Regions from separate parts of the Homo sapiens genome. Here all the other regions are linked to region 2. Evidence: chromatin contacts called from ENCODE Hi-C or POLR2A ChIA-PET data. All regions are on one chromosome and are shown on one strand. The core of a region is the stretch at or near the end of the contact, and the rest is flanking DNA. Distances in the headings are between cores, read along the strand shown. Region 1 overlaps LOC101928354 (a long non-coding RNA gene). Region 2 overlaps LOC105374945 (a long non-coding RNA gene). Region 3 has its middle 110 kb from the start of JARID2-DT.

Evidence for each region. Hi-C counts contacts between places; a loop is a spot of excess contacts on that map. ChIA-PET counts read pairs that join two places held with the same protein, here RNA polymerase II (POLR2A). Pooled maps may share reads with other maps.
Region 1: a map of psoas muscle shows a loop between it and region 2 (3-fold over the local background). The contact joins two enhancer-like sites. A Hi-C loop is called at or near these places in 1 of 168 maps with a recorded cell type or tissue (psoas muscle), 6 of 37 single-sample maps with no recorded cell type and 14 of 50 pooled maps. POLR2A ChIA-PET finds 5 or more read pairs at or near these places in 3 of 52 experiments (MCF 10A, WTC11 and activated T-cell).
Region 3: a pooled map shows a loop between it and region 2 (3-fold over the local background). The contact joins two enhancer-like sites. A Hi-C loop is called at or near these places in 1 of 168 maps with a recorded cell type or tissue (GM12878) and 4 of 50 pooled maps. POLR2A ChIA-PET finds 5 or more read pairs at or near these places in 2 of 52 experiments (Panc1 and SK-N-SH).

Annotation. Positions count from the first base shown.
Region 1 is chr6:14,636,875-14,640,686 of GRCh38, forward strand. All of the region lies in intron 2 of LOC101928354 (a long non-coding RNA gene), which reads right to left. Among named protein-coding and RNA genes, the nearest start is that of LINC01108, 350 kb to the left of the region's middle. RefSeq lists an enhancer at 2,832-3,812 and a silencer at 3,324-3,618. Within about 2 kb of position 2,482, at least 12 of the 41 ENCODE cell types and tissues checked have a DNase peak (open chromatin) inside an H3K27ac peak, as active enhancers do.
Region 2 is chr6:14,875,416-14,879,544 of GRCh38, forward strand. It overlaps LOC105374945 (a long non-coding RNA gene), which reads right to left. Exons shown (of 5, transcript XR_007059473.1): 3 at 1-855. Among named protein-coding and RNA genes, the nearest start is that of JARID2-DT, 370 kb to the right of the region's middle. RefSeq lists enhancers at 358-427, 448-507, 1,290-1,790, 1,571-1,760. Within about 2 kb of position 1,861, at least 13 of the 41 ENCODE cell types and tissues checked have a DNase peak (open chromatin) inside an H3K27ac peak, as active enhancers do.
Region 3 is chr6:15,131,084-15,135,073 of GRCh38, forward strand. No RefSeq gene overlaps it. Among named protein-coding and RNA genes, the nearest start is that of JARID2-DT, 110 kb to the right of the region's middle. RefSeq lists an enhancer at 1,340-2,539. Within about 2 kb of position 1,893, at least 5 of the 41 ENCODE cell types and tissues checked have a DNase peak (open chromatin) inside an H3K27ac peak, as active enhancers do.

The DNA of each region.
Region 1 (3,812 bases), core at 1,232-3,731, 240 kb before region 2:
ACATCCTCCTCAGCTGGTACTCGGCATTGAGGAAAATTCTTAGAAACAGAAATAAACAAAAATATTAAGCATAAGCCGTCATCAGATTTACATGTTATGCTGCAAAATTTATTGTTCTGTTCCTTTTCCTTTAAATGGGAACATTTAGGTCAAGGATATATCGTCATAATATCTCTGAGATGGGAGCTATGAGTGACTGGGCAAACAGATTTCCGATTCTAAGAATCTTCTCTGAAATCAGATGCTTGATAATGTGAATATTAAAATTCCCCCTTCACCCAATAACAATGTGGAAAAACATCTGTCCTTTTTGTTTTAAAATAAACATTGAGAATCTCTCTTTTAAAAATGGTAGAAATAATCATGAAACTAAGTATAACCACAAGAAAAAGTATTTGAGAAGAACTGAAAGACTAAGGGAGAAACTTGATATAATGTCCATCTCCTTGTACTTATCCTCTTCCTTTTAGCTTAATGCCACCTCCTTCATGAACACAGAATTGGAACCCACAACGGATGAGGTCTTGGCCTCACGTATGGGTAAAGCCTCATGTAAAAATAAACAGAGAGGAAATGCTGACGATGCCTGTCACTCCACTCGGATCAATTCACTTCAACATGCTCATTGCTCCATTTCATTTCCTACACCTTGGCCTTGCACACTCTTGCCATGCAAGGGCCGACTCCCAATAGGGAGTTGATTGTTTTGTTTAGGAATTCCAGAGCACCAATCAGATGGGGGGTCCTCATTCTACTCCAGCACACACACTCCACAAATATCTCTCTCCTCTCTCTTATTTTTCATTTTTAACCATTTAAATTCATGTTTATTTTTATGTATTGCTAATGTATGACATAGAGTTCCAGAGGGACTGTCAACTTCCTAAAAAGAATACACCTTCATTAACTCTCTCTACAAAGATGTACCATGTGCCTACTATGCCAGCAGGTGTCTGTACAGAAACAAAAAGGCACAATTACCACCCTAAGGAACCTCCTGTAGGATTCAATGCGGAGGCCACCTCCTCCAGGATGCCCTCCCTAGTACCTGGGTCAGAGTCCTGTGGCATTGGGTATTGGAGTCCATGATTCACCTTCCCTGCAGTGTGATTGTTGGTTTACTTAGGAGGCCCTCATTGCTTCCTTCCCATCCAGTGGGAGACATTCAAATAGGATGCAACTCACAGCTCCCTTAGCCAGAATTGCAGTAATGATGATAATGGTAATGATGTTAATAATCCTATCCATGAAAAACAGGTAACTCCTTTTTAAAGAAGGATTTCTTGCTTATCACCTTCGGTCCTGAATCCCTGGATATACCTGGGTGCAGGCTTCTTGGGGCTCAACACATGTCTGGGAGGATGCCAAGATGGCAGAATGATGTCAGTTTCTCACGGGGTGCTGCTCCCTTAGATCTGTACCATGCTGCCTAATATACGTCAGTTGCATTGAAATGAAAAATGAATAGGAAGTAGATCTTGCTGCTAAAACATATGCATCAGAAAATCATTATGAGTATTAAATTACTGCAATAAAATGAACCAGAACTAATCTTGCAAATTAAGATCCAATAAATTTTTTTTCATGGCCACACCTTTTCTTAAAAAAAAAAAAAAAAGAAAGCAAAAGAAGATTTAGCTTAATAGTATTAAAATTGACTGTAAGGATTTTGAGCGTGACATGGAAAGAGTCGATCAAGAAATTTCCATATGACAAATAGATTTGCATTTTTGGAGGGTGGGGTTGGAGGTTGTCAGGAAGATGTTGAGAATACTGCCCCTGTGCCAATTGGTAAAATGATCAGTTTTTAAGCTGACATACCTATGTATTTTACATGTAAAATTTATGTATACATATTCCCCTTCCTCTTTTCTGCTCCCCACAAATCCCCCAACTTCCCACTCCTTAGATAAGGTTCTGCTGACACAAGAAACTAGTAAATTTCTAAATTTCTGACAACCTCGTATTTTTAGAAGAGATGCTGCTGTCGTTCAAATTAAATCTGAAGCTGTAAATAAACCTTTAGAGCTTTGCCTGTTCACTGGAATAACAGGATATCTCCCTCCACCCTCCAGCAGGAGAGAGACTGTAATTAGCTCATTGTCCGTGAATAGGCACAAAAGAGGCGGTGCTCCCCATACTGGCTCCCTTTCAACAGCAGATCTTGGGGCAGATGTTAATTCATTAAGTGAGTAACTTCCACCATCTCCCAGGAACACCAGGGAGCCCGACTCCCCGTTCCAAAAGGGACACTGAGGAACAACATGAAATACTCTGGCCAAGGACTCACAGAAAGGGTACTCGGAGAAGAAAAAAAACCACCACCAGGATTCACCTCCCTGCTGCAGCCTGCTTCCTGGCGCTGGTTTTGGCAGCCCATCCCGGGGCTGCTCTGTGACACCCGGGGAACCAAACTATTTATAGCCACGCAGTCATTATAAACAAAGCTGTTTATAACATCGAACCTTGGCCCTGCATGAGTTAAAACTCTAGACTGGCAGCTATAAATAACTCTGTTATGCGCTCGAGTGTGACTATTGACTGATACTTCCTCAAATTGTGACAAATAATGACAAGTTTGTTTGACAAACATCCCACTGACATTCATCTGATTTTGAATAAGTGGTGCTGCTTTCTTAATTTGGTCCCTGAGGCCCAGGACTTCAGGAACTTTCTTTATTCTTTCTCTCTCTCACCTCCCGCATCAGGAAACTGTCCTGTGTGTAGTTGTTTTTTCCCCTAATCAACTGGAAGGGATTTGGGGCCATCTAAGGGGAAGCTTATTAAATCCACTGTTTCTCTCTTGGGATAATTCTGCTGTAGGGGCTTTGCAAGGGTCTGGGGAGTTTTGTTAATGACAGAAGGAGGGAGGGGTAGAAAAATGTGGGCCAGGCTGTGGTGGTAGGTAACACAAGGTGGAAAGGGGAAAGCAGAATTTAACATCAGACTGACTGGAATGTCAGTGTTTAAGGGGGACCAGAAATGTAGAAATTTGAGAAGTAGTTCACACTGAATCGATGAAAGACAAGATTCTGGATGGAGGGATTTACCCCCCAGGGCTTCTGGTCTGAGAGATCTTGTAGATCCAAGATTGGGGTCCCCAAGGCTCGGGTTCTCTTTCGAGGCCAGCTGATATTAACATACGTCATGAGTGACGTGAGATTCTAGAGCTCTCAGGGACCTATGAAATGGTCTGTTACTCGGTCATTTCACAGGTCAAAAAGCTGAGGCCACAGGGGCTCCCAGGACTCTTTAGAGCAGAGCTAGACTAGAACTCAGCTGTCTGGACTCCTGGCTAGAAGCTTTATCTTTCATCAGGAAATTAATTAACATGTGAAAAGCATGTGGAATTGTCCCTGGCCTGTGTTGACTGTTTTACAGGAGCACACCATTCACACCATCCAGGTTGCACATCTTTTCTGTCTCTATTAACTCTATTTGCACGGTCTCACACAGCGCCCACCGTCTCCAATCCCTCCTATGCAGAGCTTTCGCAGCAATCTTGCGAATATGCAAAACTGCTGCTCACTGGTCAGCCCACTCCCAGACCAAGCTGGGAGCGCAGTAAGAAGACCTGACTCAGGATCCTGCAAAGGCAGAGGTGGCACCTGAGAGCAAGTCTCCTTAAGTTTTGTGCCCTAGGCCCCTCACGTGACTCACCCTAGTCCCACCCACACTTACCCAAATAAACATCTCCCAACTGGTTTGCATGTCTGCAAAAATTACTGCAGACATCTCACCCTTGCTGACAAAGTCCTCAATCCCTGGTCCCTCCCACTTCTCCTGCCCAAATCTATGCTTTACCCCAAAGT
Region 2 (4,129 bases), core at 611-3,110:
CTACCTCTGCGTCATTCCATCTGTTTGAGGCACTTTCTTTGAGTGGGGGCTGTAGAGGATGGGGAAAGAAGACTCAGGGACCATACCCAGGGATGGTAGTCTTAGCTCTTTGGAAATCGCCAGAGCTGATTTGCTGACTTGCACAATCCAAAGAGAAGCGTTTGATGATTTGTATCCCCATCTCCTCTGACATGACTATGGGAAGTTACATAAAGACTTCTGAGATGACGGTGCTACCAATGTTTTCCACAAAAGCACTGGGTTTGGCCATAGTTATGCTGATAAAAAGGCTGAGACATGGAGAAATATCACCACTGTACAAAAGGTCATTTTATCCTTGACGTCCCCAGGCTTCCCAGTGAGAAAGAACAGCAGTAATCATTCATATTGAGTCTCGTTTTTACTCAGCTACATCTTACCAGGCCTTCTTGAAACTGACGTGGACTCTCAGCATGGAAAGTTCCAGACTTAGGGTTTGTTTTCAAAAGAAACCAGATCTGCAGGCTAAGTAATGAAGTGTTAGGCCACAAAATACATTACCTCCCAGGAAAGCCCCTTAAACTCAGGCAAAATTCTCTCTTTATTTACTCACAGTATTTCACCAGAACTTGAAATTGTTAAAAAGTCTCTAACCAATGACACCACAGGAATGGCCCTTGGACAAGTTCTTGGTCAACCTCTGACAAACAACAGGGTGGACAGAAAAGAAAAAAAATGCACAAACCTATTTGCCAGGCCAGGTGAATGATGAGGTTTTTGTTGTTGTTGTTTCCATGTATTTGGCAGATGGTTACACCGTCATTTCTCTTCCTTTTAAAAGCTAATTCCAAATTTTCCTCTCTAGCATCCTATCACCTGAGGAAGCATGAAGACTTCAGGTGGGGGAGGAATTCAGCACCGATCGATTTTCCTTTCCAATTGGTTTTTTTAATGCAATTGATAATAACCAAAGACTTAAAAAGCCAAAAAGAAACTAATTTCAAAATGATCTCATCTTTCCACCTTGAAGACATATCACTTAATTGGAGACTCTCAAACAGAACCACACATCTGTTAACATTCCTGCATTTCCTCTATTGATTACCACAGGTCATTCCATTAATAGGAAATGGGCGAGCCAGGATATCACACTTTAATTTTTATATCATAATAGCTTGAGGATTAAGAGGAGGCCCATTTAGGAAAGGAATCACCCCAGGAAGGGGCAATTAGGAAAAGAGCAAAAAAGAGTTATCTTGCTGACCTTATCTCTATTAATTATGGAAAGTTCTCTCTCTCTCTCTCTCTCTTCAATTTTTATTTTTCTTTTTTTATGGAGATGGGATCTTGCTATGTTGCTCAGCTGGTCTTGAACTCCTGGGCTCAAGCAGTCCTCCTGCCTCAGCCTCCCAAAGTGCTGAGATTATAGGCATGAGCCACCGCACCCAGCTTCTTTCTCTGTCTCCCCCAGTCTCTCTCTCTCTCTCTCTCTCTCTCCCCTCTCAAGAGCTAATAAAACTAGTAAACAGAAAAGCCAAAGAAACTTAGGCTGCTCATGAATATTCATCTGAGGAAGGCTTCTGTCAATAAGGTGCATGGTGGGAGCTGGATTCTTCCCCTCTTCACCTAGGTTGACCAAGGGGGACATGAAGGAGCCCGTGCAAGCTCAGCCTGGGCACCCACCCATGGAAGGACAGCAGCCTCCAGGGCAAGGTCAAGCAGGAGAGGCCCCAGTCAGATTTCGATATTGAGAAGTACAACCATTTTGTGCTGTTTAAAAATACGGATGTGTAAAACCAGAGCGTAGTCATTCTTTGACATGCTGTGTGATTTTCCTACACAAATCAGAGCTTTAAAAGCCTTGGAGGGGATAAATGGAATCACAGGGCGAGTACAACAGGATACGGTGAGTCATTTCAACTTCCTGCTAAACATGAACCCTACAAAAGCTTGATGTGTCTCAGATTTTTTGCTGGGGGTTTTCCTCCTCGATTCAACCTCGGGTTTCTATGGCTTGCTCCTTCCTTCTTTTTATTTCTTTCTATGCATCACATTTGTCCTAGATCCTTCTCGGTCTATAAATAACATCATTGTGTCATGCTGGACACTGGGTTTTAAATGTCAGCATCCTGTGCGCAGCCTTACCCCATGAGATAATATGGTTTTTCTAACTGCATTCCTACAGCACTGAACTAACTGAGGTGTTCAGCTGCTAAAAATTTTCTTAAATGGTGACATTTTCATAACCCCAGGGTTAGGGGATGGGATTAAGTTAATGGATAGAATTTTCTAGAATTTTCTCAATGTTAGGCTTTTCTCCAGTAGACTTTTTTTTTTTTAGGTTTGTAGTTCTTGTGACTTCTTAAACAATGAACAAAAAGAAAAATGAAAAAGGAATGAATGTTTCTCTTGACGCAAAGAGGCAAGAATAGGATTTTTTATATTTCTGAATTAAATTTATTCTGCTTCTGATCCCCACCTGCCTAGCTGGTAGGAAATTCAGTCTCAGTCATTATTGAGGCTTCCTTCCCCCGCCGTGGCATTGTGAGTGCTATGTGGTACCAGGACTTGAATATGTGAGGAGGGAAGGAATGTACCAGGAGGTTGAGCTGTGGGGGCTGCCACTGTGGCCAACAGTCCCTCTCTCTCTGCTTCTGTTGAGCACTGGTTGCCTGGCAAGATCAGCACATCCTACTCTGAAAGAATTCAGGGAGCCCCCATGTAGCCACTGTGTCCACAGATACACCCATGGGACCCCCACCCTAACCCTACAGGCAACCTGCCACAATCCTCAGGAGGCACTTGGCACAAGAGGGACTGTCTGGGAGGAAAAACTTTTCCTCTACCCTCTTAGGTGCGGTGATTGGGGATGTGCAAACTAAACTGGCAAAAGATAGATGAGGACGAGAAAAAAAACAGATTATAATTGTATATGTACACACTGGAATTCACAAAGACTCAAGGAGTCTCAAGGAGGTGGTTAGAATTCAGGGCTTATATGCTACCCTATTAGGGGAAGGGGAGGGGCAGAGGGGCACTTCTGGGAAAACAAATGACTACTTAGAAATGGAGAAGAAATGGCACTTAGGGAAAACAAATGACTTTTTAGAAAGACAAATGTGCCCATAGGAGAATAAAAGGGAAAAATGATCTTTTTGTAACAATATCTGTTTGACTGTGGTACCAATTTCTCATTTCCAAGAAGAGAAGATTAGAATTGCTTCCAAGGAGGGGATTTATAAAAACTGAGTTCTTTTGGGAGGCTCTGCTTTTAGGCAGATAAGAGATTTCATGAACTCAAATGCCTTCAGCTCAAAATAATTTTTTTATGCCACCTTGGCTTATTCTAGACCCCTTCAGGGCCCAGGACCTCCCATGTTTAGAGATCCCAAAGCCAGTCCTGCTCTTAATTTCATGGACTCCCCCACTCCTTACCCACCAACCCAATTCAATTTCTCAACTGTGAACATTTTCTTTCATCCCTTTCCTTTCCCAGAAGGCCCAGTGTAATCCTACTCAAAGGGCCTTTACAACAAATATCAGGTGGAGTTGTCTTCTGGGTACCAACAAGTCATGCTTTGGTCTTATAAGACAAGACTCAGTTTCTCAGGAATGAGGAAGGTGAAAATACAACAGGGAGAACAAAAACACATATCTCAATAAACTGCCTGTCAAAAATATCAATGGAATGACTTAAAAACATGACTGTACTTTGGATATATGTATTTTTCTATTGTAATGTTTCATTGCATGCCCGCACATAACTTTCAGTCTCAATCATTGTTGGGGCTTCTTTCCCACCTCCATGGCATTGTCAGAATTGCTGGTATAATTATTTTACATTTATGGCCAGACACGGTGGCTCACACCTGTAATCCCAGCACTTTGGGAGGCCAAGGTGGGCGGCTCACCTGAGGTCAGGAGTTTGAGACCAGCCCGGCCAACATGGTGAAACCCCATCTCTACTAAAAGTACAAAAATTAGCCGGGCATGGTGATGCATGTCTGTAATCCCAGCTACTCAGGAGGCTGAGGCAGGAGAATCAGGAGGCAGAGGTTACAGTGAGCCAAGATCATGCCACTGCACTCCAGCCTGGGCAAGAGAGTGAGACTCTGTCTCAAAAAAAAAAAAAAAAAAAAAAAAAAATTTT
Region 3 (3,990 bases), core at 643-3,142, 260 kb after region 2:
GGTGAAACCCCATCTCTACTAAAAATACAAAAATTAGGTGAGCGTACTGGTGTGTGCCTGTAGTCCCAGCTACTCGGGAGGCTGAGGCAGGAGCATTGCTTGAACCCAGGAGGCGAAGGTTGCAGTAAGCTGAGATCACGCCATTGCACTCCAGCCTGGGCAACAGAGCAAGACTCCATCTCAAAAAAAAAAAAAAAATGGCTGGGTGTGATGGCTCACAGCTCATGTCTCTACTCCCAGGACTTTGGGAGGCCGAGGTAGGAGGATCACTTGAGCCTAGGAGTTTGAGACCAGCCTGGGCAACATAGTGAGACCGCCATCTCTTAAAAAAAAAATAGCTGAGTCAGATCTTGATTTTTTTATCTAAGCCAATTAAAGTGATCATGACAGGATGGTGATAGACATAGTGAGTAGTCTGTGAGAAGGAAATCATATTTTTGAAGGGATGGCTAATGCTTTAGGTTCAAATTCAGTGTTTAGTGGAAAAATTTTCAAAAAAAGAGAAACCCAAGTCATCTTAACACAGTCTCTCTGTCTCTGTCTCTCTCTCTTTCTTTCTGTGTCTTTCTCTCTGTCTCACTCTCTCTCTCACACACACACACACACACACACACACACAGACACGGAGCTTTCAGGCATCCTTGAAGTCGATAAAATTGTGACCCTAATACATTAAGAAAAATGCCCTAAACCAGCCAAGAGTGAAAATAAACATGACTGAGCAATAAATTATGATCTCCTTCACTCTCCTTCTACCTCCCACATACTTGCGTTTTGCATGGGGAAAAATACAGTCCATATGGAGGCTTTGGCGTGATCAGGACCCACCTCCCGCCCTCTGCACACATGCACGCCCTCCCCCAGGTGACTCCAGGCCCGTGCATCCAGGGGCACTGCATAAACATTAGCTGATGCAGATGGAATGAGCAGATGTCTGCAGTCCCCCCACCCCAGGCTGTGAGGGACAGCCAGTGAGGGTGAAGAGGAGGCGTAGAGGGAAACAGATGCCCTGGTTTCCAGCCCATTTTCCTGGTCCTTAAGTGGCAGTGGTAATGGTGGGAAGAAGCGCTCATTCTGACATTTGATGAACCCCCGCCTCCTTGTGCCTTTTTCTATACCATAGCCCTCAGATCTAGGCAAAATATTGGAGCCAAAGCAGATTGGGGTTCTAATCCTATCCATCCACACGACTAACAAGAAAGCCAGGGCCCAGAGCCTTCAAAAGACTTGACCAACCTCATATACTAGCCTATTGCAGAACCAAAAACAGATTCTAAGTCTTCTCCCTTCTAGACCAGTTCTGCTTTTTCGCATTCTCCTGCTCCCATTGTATGACCCAAGATTAATTATCCAACTTCTCATTAAACAGTATGTGCCAGGCATTGTGGTGGGCATTGGAAACAGTAAGATTCTCCGATAGTGATAATAAAATATTTCTCTGAAGATGCAAAAAAAAAAAAAATTATTCTGAGAGATTGTTGCCAGTTAACATCAAACACCTACTACGTGCCAAGTTCAGTACTATGTGCCAGAAAAGAATAAAATGGATAAGACACTCTTCCTCCTCTCCTTGGGATTCTCCTGGTTTAGACTAGATTCTACTGAGATGGATAAACAGAGAGGAGACTCAGACCATGAATGAACATGGAATAAACACAGATAACAAATAGACATGATTAAATATTTAGATTATGTATTGGCCAGGGGTTAAGTGGATTAATGGAGTGATGAGTTGGGCAGAGTTATGGGATTTCCATGTTTAGACAGAGTGGATTAGGTCGTCTAGTGTATGGAAATGCAAATCGAAACTGCTATAATCAGCATTAACACCCTGTATTCATCTCTAGAGGTGCCTTTCTGTCAAAGGGCGGAAGGAGCAGGACAGACAATGTCTCACCATCTTTATGACATCCTAGTGAGTCAGAGAACCAACACTGTAATTCCCAGGCTCCTGGGGAGGAATCAGATCCAGGGCAGGGAGTGGGAAAGTCAAGAGCCTCTCAAATCTAGTCCTGGCTCCTGTTCACCTCCAGTCCAAATGCCTCCCTGGAACACTTAGGCAATCCAAACAGGCACCAACATGATGATTCATTGTACTACAGCCCTTTTGATCTTTTCCTCAAAGGAAGAGACATTGTGAGTTACCTTGTAATTATTTCTCAAGTCCTTGAAACATGTCTGGGATTCTGTATAGAGCATAAGTTTCTTAAGGGCAGGGACCCATTTTGAATGACCCTAGTCACTTTGCAGCATAACCAGGAAGCCCTGAAGATGCGGCAGCTGTTCTCTACTTTCTTGCTGAATGAGCAAATGCTCTAAAGAGAAGTAACAGAAGAAAAAGATGGTTGTGCCATTGACCAGATGCCGTTCTCGTTGCCCATTCATTTCCTGCCCGCCCTGCACACATCCTGCCCCTAGGAAGCCTGCTCCTGAAACAAGTCTCTACCCGGTCAGTGATTCATTGAGATGTCCCTGAAATCACTTGCTTGACTCCATGTCAACAGAAAGAAAAAGGGGCTATTCATGAATAAGAGTGAGAAGCACCTGAAGGTCTTGCTACTTTGTTTTTATGGAGAGGATTCCATAATCATATTTTCATGGGCATCCCACAGTGTTGCTTGCGAAAAATAAGAGCTTAGGCCTAAGCTCTTGGTTTTGGCTCCAAACGTGAGCTTACTCCCTCCATAACGTTCCTCCCAAACCTGACCCCCATTCACTAGCCAGATAAATGGGAAAGCAAAGTGCTGTGCATGTTTTTTTTTTTTTTTTTTTAATTATTAACCTTTTGTTTCTTCATAGCATCCTGTTGCTTGTGTGCTTTTTGGTTTGGTGGGGGGTTTCAGACAGGGTCTCACTCTGTTGCCCAGGCTGGAGTGCAGTGGTGCGATCTCCACTCACTGCAGCCTTGACCTCTAGGGCTCAAGCAATGCTCCCACCTCAGCCTCCCACATGCCACCATGCCCAGCTAATTTTTTTCTCTTTTTTTTTAGTTTTTTATAAAGACGGGGTCTCCCTATATTGCCCAGGCTGGTCTGAATTTCCTGGGCTCAAGTGATCCTCCTGCCTCGGCCTCCCAAAGTGCTGAGATTACAGGCGTGAGCCACCATGCTCAGCCCATGTTACTTCTTCATAGCATCATCGGACGTCTTGTCTGTCATCTAGGCCTCTATCATGGATGAATGCTAATTTACAAAGCAGTTCTAGGAGTGATAAAATCTGGGCATGGTGGAGTGCGGGGTAGACAGTGGAGAGCGCTGGGTGTGACTCCAGATCCTGATGCTGCATTAGACACATGACAATCTGCATATGTTAAATAGCCTAAATTATCCATTCTACGAGGTATTCACATCTCAGAGCATGACGTAACACTCTCCTAATGCGATGGATCCTCACCTGGGCTTCCTGATTCCTGGGAGGTGACAAAGGTAGTGGTCTGCAAGCTATATATATTTTTTAATTTCTCAAATTAGGAAACCAGGATTTTGTCTCTAATGCCTTCAACTGCCCCACACAACAAATTCTGGTTATTCCATATAATGAATCCCTAAGGGCCTCTTTAAATTTGACCCTCTTCCCATGGATCCTGTGTTTTAAACAGTCCTATCAATAAAAAAAACAAAAACAAAACAACAACGAAAGCAGCATCATGTTAAATGCTATAACGATATACAAGTTTTACTTGTCAGCTAAGATAAAGAAATAAATAAGTGGCATTCTATAATCATAATTTAAGAAGAAATATCACAACCTTCTAATGCAACCCTTCTAATTTACAGGTGAGAGAAGCTGAGACCCTGAGATATTAAATAACCTACCTTTCAACCCAGGCTTTAGTGCCTCACCTCCCAAAGAGGGAACTGTTCTAGTCAATTGCAAAAGTCTATTTCAGCTCCATTCTTTTCACTGCCGCTCCCTTTCCTGTTACCTTCTTTTCCACCATAAATTCTGCCTTATGAAATAAGGTGAGGAACCTACCTCCACTTGCTGGGG